2 separate regions of the Homo sapiens genome follow, and region 1 is linked to region 2. Evidence: chromatin loops called from intact Hi-C (ENCODE). Cell type or tissue: CD4-positive, alpha-beta T cell. All regions are shown on one strand. Links, peaks and the distances in the headings refer to the core of each region. The heading gives the core; the rest is flanking DNA. Region 1 overlaps MPP7 (MAGUK p55 scaffold protein 7). Region 2 has its middle 31 kb from the start of MPP7-DT.

Region 1 (2,922 bases), core at 142-2,641, 83 kb after region 2:
AAAGATTGATTTTGGCAGTAACCGATAATTTGAGGTCTGTTGTCTTGTCTCAAGTGTAGTCACTGCTGATTGTTAGCACCTTTCTGAAACTGCAAAAGAAAAACTAAAAATGGACCAGGAATTAGCGTAGGAAAGTATAGATTAGAAGACCCAAAGTGAAACAAATGGAAAAAGTTTTTTTTTGTTGTTGTTAAGTATACATATATTAGAGATGGGGGTCATTACTGTGTTGCTCAGGCTGGTCTTGAATTCCTGGGGTCAAGTAATCCTCCCACCTCAGCCTCCCAAGTATCTGGGACTACAGGTGTGTGCTATCCTGCCTGGCTAAATGGCAAAAGTGAATAAAGAGGTGCCAGGGAATAGAGGCCTCCTGTGTTGGTGTATTGAAGTCGGAATACCTGTGCCTGCATCAGTTCTGTGTTGATATTGTGAGTGAAGTGAAGTAGTAACTCTGCAATGAAGATACTTTCTTTAAAAACTTGAACACTTTTCTGTTATATTTTACAGTAGATTGATTGGCTCATTGTTGCATACTTGTATGATTATTTCTTAGGGTGTATTCCTACAAGCTATTGTTGGTTCAGAGGGTATAATCACAATTAGAATTTTTATTTTATTTTATTTTTTTAATTTTTTTTTGAGACAGGGCCTTGTTCTGTCACTTAGGCTGGAATGCAATGGTGCGATCTCGGCTCACTGTAACCTCCGCCTCCCGGGTTCAAGCAATTATCCTGCCTCAGCCTCCCGAGTAGCTGGGACTACAGGCATGTACCACACCTGGCTAATTTTTGTATTTTTAGTAGAGATGGGGTTTCACCATGTTGGCCAGGCTGGTCTCAAACTCCTGACCTCAAGTGATCTGCCCACCTCGGCCTCCCGAAGTGCTGGTGTTACAGGCTTGAGCCGCTGTGCCCAACCAGAATTTTGATGTATTCTTATATGGTTCTTTCTTAAATCAAAAATATGTTATTTGTTCAGATTAAGACAATGTTGGGTGTTTATTTTTAGTTTCACATTCCTTACTTATTAGAAATATATTTTTTATAGCTTTAACACATCAGCTAAAGCTTGTGAAAGTTGCCTTTGTTAACATGAATTCCATTTTCCTTTTAAAAATTAAATCATGGCACCCTCTACTGAATTTGAAAGGAATTGCTGAATAGTCATATGCAGGTTTGAAAAAGACTGTATGACTTTATAGATTAGACTTTGTTGACACCTATACTTACTATTATGATCCTTTTTGCTCACAGGCTCCTCATTAGGCAGTGTGGTAACATACATGTAATTAAACCTATATTTTGAAGCAGGCAGAGGAACTAGAGTGATCAAATTCAAAGAAGCATGAAATAACACAGTGTGTTCAGGGTTGTAGTTTTATAGAAAACTTGAGAGAGGGTGTTGGTGTGATTTTTGCAAAGAAAGCAATAAGAAAGGACCAAGAGCATGTCTCAATTTAAGGAATTTAAACTTTATCATGAAAGTGCGGTTGAATCATCAGCTCGTTTATTTAGAGTAGTCAAGTGATCACGTAAGGATCTTTGAAAGATGATGCTGGCAGCCTGTGTAGGATGGGTTGGAGGTGGGAACAGACCAATTTGAGGATTACTGTGTTTGCCGATGGGCTTATTAGGGTTCTCAGAAGGCACATAATTCTGGGATATAAGAGGCTGGGAGATGTGGAAGTTCTTTTTTTCCCCTAAAAAAGTTTTAGCATAAAAATTTCAAGATATATAGAAAAGTAGAAAGAATAGTACAATGAATACCCATATGTCCATCTTAGATCCAGCAACAGATGACATTTGGCCATATGTTCTCTCTCCCTCTCCTCCGCCTCTCTGCTGAAGTATTTTTGCATAAATTACAGACACCATTACTTGACACCCCTAAATACTCTATTGAGCATCTCTCCAAAACAAAGGATGTTAGGAGAGAGATGTTTAGGGAAATAAAATCAGGAAAGTTAGAATTTGGTGGTATAGATAATGGGTTCTGTTACATCCAATAGGAGAACCACAAAGGCTTGCTTTTACTGTTAGTAATTTGTGGTTATATAATAGTTTCTTTCTACAGTTTTTTTTTTTTTTGAGACTTTCAAGAGATGGATATATAGTAAATGCTATTACATTTTAAATCAAAATGTTGAAAAGGACACTTTTTTCATCAACAAAAATTTCAAATGTGCACAAAAGTTGAAGAGGACATCATTCTTGGCTAAAACAATGGCCCATGCTAGACTTCTCCATGCGAGAAGAGAAGTGGAGCCATTCCAGAGAGGAGTGGGCTAGGCTCCTCCCACCAGGGGAAGGTGCAGGCTCTCTTATCATATCAGAAGCCCAGGTCAGCAGAAGTTTGTGTGAGAAAGGCACGCAGCCAGCACAAGTGTGACCCAAACCCAGTGAAATGGTGAGAGTGGGCAGCCGGCAAGCTGACTGGCACTAGCAGAGTCTGCTTACTCGGGGAAAAGGGAGCACGAGATGTCAAGGGGACTGGGCACATATGACCTTTTTTGGCGGTGTACAAAGTCTCTCTCTGTTGCCCAGGCTGTATTGCAGTGGATCTCAGCTCACTACACCCTCTGCCTCCCAGGTTCAAGCAATTCTCCTGCCTCAGCCTCTCGAATAGCTGGGACTACAAGCGTGTGCCACCATGCCCGGCTAATTTTTGTATTTTTAGTAGAGATGGGGTTTCGCCATGTTGGTCAGGCTGGTCTTGAACTCCTGACCTCATGTGATCCCCCCACCTTGGCCTCCCAAAGTGCTGGGATTACAGGCATGAGCCACTGTGCCCGGCCAGATAGTGACCTTTTAATATCTAATTTGTTGACAGTTTTCCTACTATACTTTTGGTCTAGTAAATATTTTTAGGTTGTGATCAATGAGATTAGCAGTCTTTTTCCTTTGGACAGGAGAACTAAGAAGA
Region 2 (2,922 bases), core at 134-2,633:
ATCCTATAATTCCACTTGATATCTATCATTCAAAAGATCTTCTGATGGCTACCATTTCCCTTTTACTATGCTGTTTTGGATTTAGCTTTTTGGTAGCCAGACTTCAAGATAGCCCACATCCCTTAGGTAGTCATCTCCCACACTGGATCCAAGTTAGTCTGCATGATTAATACAAGATGGCAGAAATGATGACATGTGGCTTCTGAGGCTACCTCATAAAAGACCTGTGGCTTCGCGTGAACCCGGGGGGCGGAGCTTGCAGTGAGCCGAGATCGCGCCACTGCACTCCAGCCTGGGTGACAGAGCAAGACTCCGTCTCAAAAAAAACCCCAAAAAACCTGTGGCTTCTGCCTTGTCTTCTGTCCCTGGGATTACTCCCTCTGGGAGAAAGCAGGTGTCATGTCAAGGGGACACCCAAACAGCTCTGTGGAGAGTTCAGTGCCATGAGGAACTAAGATCTCCTCCCACAGCCGTGCAGCCGTGTCGGGAACTTGAGGGTGAATCCCCAAGCACAGTGAAATCTTCGGATGACAGCAGCCCCAGCAGCATCTTGATTGCCGCCTCGTGAGTGATCCTAAAACAGAAACTTTCAGCTAATTTGCCTCCTCATTTCTGACCCACACAAACTGAGATTCAAAAACGTGTTGCTTGTGTTAAGCCCTCAAGTTCTGGGGTAATTTGTTACACAACAATAGGTAAGTAATATAATTTTAAAATATTTTATCTCATTTCAATAGGATTTTGGAAGGGTGAGAAAGAAAATGTATGGGATGAGTCTGTCTTCCTAAACCAGAATCCCACTCTGTCTTTAGCTTAAAATATTTCCCATCACCAGGGTCTTAACTGTGTAAATAAAACATTGATATTCACAAAGAGAAAAAGACTGGGAGAAACAGATGTTCCTAAAGGGAAAGTGTTAATATTTAAATTCCACACAGCATTTTAACCCTTGTAGATTTGTATCTCTACTAGGGCACACAATTATTTATATCAGAACAAATAAACGTCAAGCACATTGACTTGAGTATAAACACAAGAACATTGAGGTCAACAGGTTGCTTGGCAACTAAAGAAAGAAGCAAAACAGTAGCTTCACTCAGACACCGTAACCATCATCTCATCCTGGATGCAATTGCTGTGGTTAACAGTTGAGTATTTAGTGGTGATGGGGAGTCAACTATCATGTTCTCTCTTGTTTTGTCCAGATCACGTTATTCTTATGTATAATATCTTGAATTAAAATGATTACTTTTATTCTGCTCCTTTAGTTGTTCTAAAACTTTGTTTTAGGAATTTTTCATCTTTCATTTTCTCCTTCATCTCACCTCCTTGATGACTCAGCCACTATTTTTTTTTTCTTTTTTTAGACAAGGTCTCACTCTGTCACCCAGACTGGAGTGCAGTGGCATGATCTTGGCTCACTGTAACCTCCACCTCCTGGGTTCAAGCAATTCTCCTGCCTCAGCTTCCTGAGTAGCTGGGACTACAGGTGTGTGACACAATGCCTGGCTAATTTTTTCGTATTTTTTGTTTTACTAGAGACAAGGTTTCACTATGTTGGCCAGGCTGATCTCGAACTCCTGACCTCAAGTGATCCGCCCGCCTTGGCCTCCCAAAGTGCTGGGATTACAGGCACGAGCCACCGCAGCCGGCCCCCTTGGCTACTATTATGTCTCCACTGTGCAGCCCATACAAAAATTTCTCGGCCCAAATTTTTCATCTACATCTGGGTTTGGATGTTTGGGAGGAAACCTCTGCTTTTCCTTTGTTTCTAGATAGACTTAAAAAAATTAATTCCACCTACTTTACATGTGTCTCACTGGGAAATGTGGCTACATGTATCTCTTTTCAAATGGAAACTGTTTCCTGCAAAATACTTGAAAAAGTTACATTGTAGAAAATTAGACTGTAATTATCTGTGCTGCCAAATTTGCACTAGACTTTAGTTGCAGTATTTCCTGCTTGTTGTAGTTTCACAAATGTACAACGTTGCATAACGGAACATCTGAGACCTACATGTAACCTTTTCCTGTTACTTCTGAGTGATTTACTTCAGCTGAAAATTTATGATGTGTGCTAAACAGGATAGTATAATTGCAGAACTCAAGAATTAGAATAGCGGCCAGGCGCAGTGGCTCACGCCTGTAATCCCAACACTTTGGGAGGCTGAGATGGGTGGATCACCTTAGGTCAGGAGTTCGAGACCAGCCTGGCCAAATGGCAAAACCCTGTCTCTACTAAAAATACAAAAATTAGCTGGGTGTGGTGGCGGGTGCCTGTAATCTCAGCTACTCCAGAGGCTGAGGCAGGGAGAATCACTTGAACCAGGGAGGCGGAGGTTGCAGTGAGCTGAGATCGTGCCATTGCACTCCAGCCTGGGCAACAGAGTGACACTCTCTGTCTTAAAAAATAAATAAATAAAAAGAATTAGAATAGTGTATTCCAGAATATTGAAATTTTAACACATTAGGTTAAAGTTAAGTAGAATTCTCACAATGCCATAAGCATAGCCTGTGTCCCCAGACATGAATGGATTCAAATCTTAGATGTGTGTATCAGCTGTTGGACACTTGACATGGTTTCCTCTGTACAAAGCAAATAGGGCCAGGCACGGTGGCTCATGCCTGTAATCCCAGCACTTTGGGGTGCTGGGGTGGGAGGATTGCTTGAGGTTGGGAGTTTGTGACCAGCTTGGGCAACATAGTGAGACTCTGTCTCTATATAAAAATAAAAGAATTAGCCAGGCATGGTGGCACGTGCCTGTGGTCCAAGCTACTTAGAAGGCTGAGGTGGGAGGATTGCTTGAGCCCAGGAATTCAAGGCTGTAGTGAACTATGATTGTGCCACTGCACTCTAGCCTGGGTAATAGAGTGAGACCCTATCTCAAAAAATGGGGGGCAAATAATAACTTACCTTACAGAG

The links. Hi-C counts contacts between places; a loop is a spot of excess contacts. Peaks named below come from ENCODE experiments on the same cell type or tissue, not always from the same donor. Only the 100,000 strongest peaks of a DNase experiment are listed, where the experiment ranks them.
Region 1: it touches region 2 in a loop (2.8-fold over the local background); 7 of 110 quality-filtered maps call a loop at or near these places.

Annotation. Positions count from the first base shown.
Region 1 is chr10:28,249,179-28,252,100 of GRCh38, reverse strand. The region is part of intron 1 of MPP7 (MAGUK p55 scaffold protein 7); the gene reads left to right. Among named protein-coding and RNA genes, the nearest start is that of MIR8086, 39 kb to the left of the region's middle. In CD4-positive, alpha-beta T cell, for the core only: a CTCF peak has its summit at 1,106; a DNase peak (open chromatin) is centred at 1,140.
Region 2 is chr10:28,332,643-28,335,564 of GRCh38, reverse strand. It overlaps a transcript of MPP7 not described here. Among named protein-coding and RNA genes, the nearest start is that of MPP7-DT, 31 kb to the right of the region's middle. RefSeq lists enhancers at 86-135, 406-525 and a silencer at 1,171-1,220. In CD4-positive, alpha-beta T cell, for the core only: no CTCF peak of the experiment used is centred there; DNase peaks (open chromatin) are centred at 214, 484, 1,094, 1,994 and 1 weaker place; H3K4me3 peaks cover 2,500 bases; H3K27ac peaks cover 2,500 bases.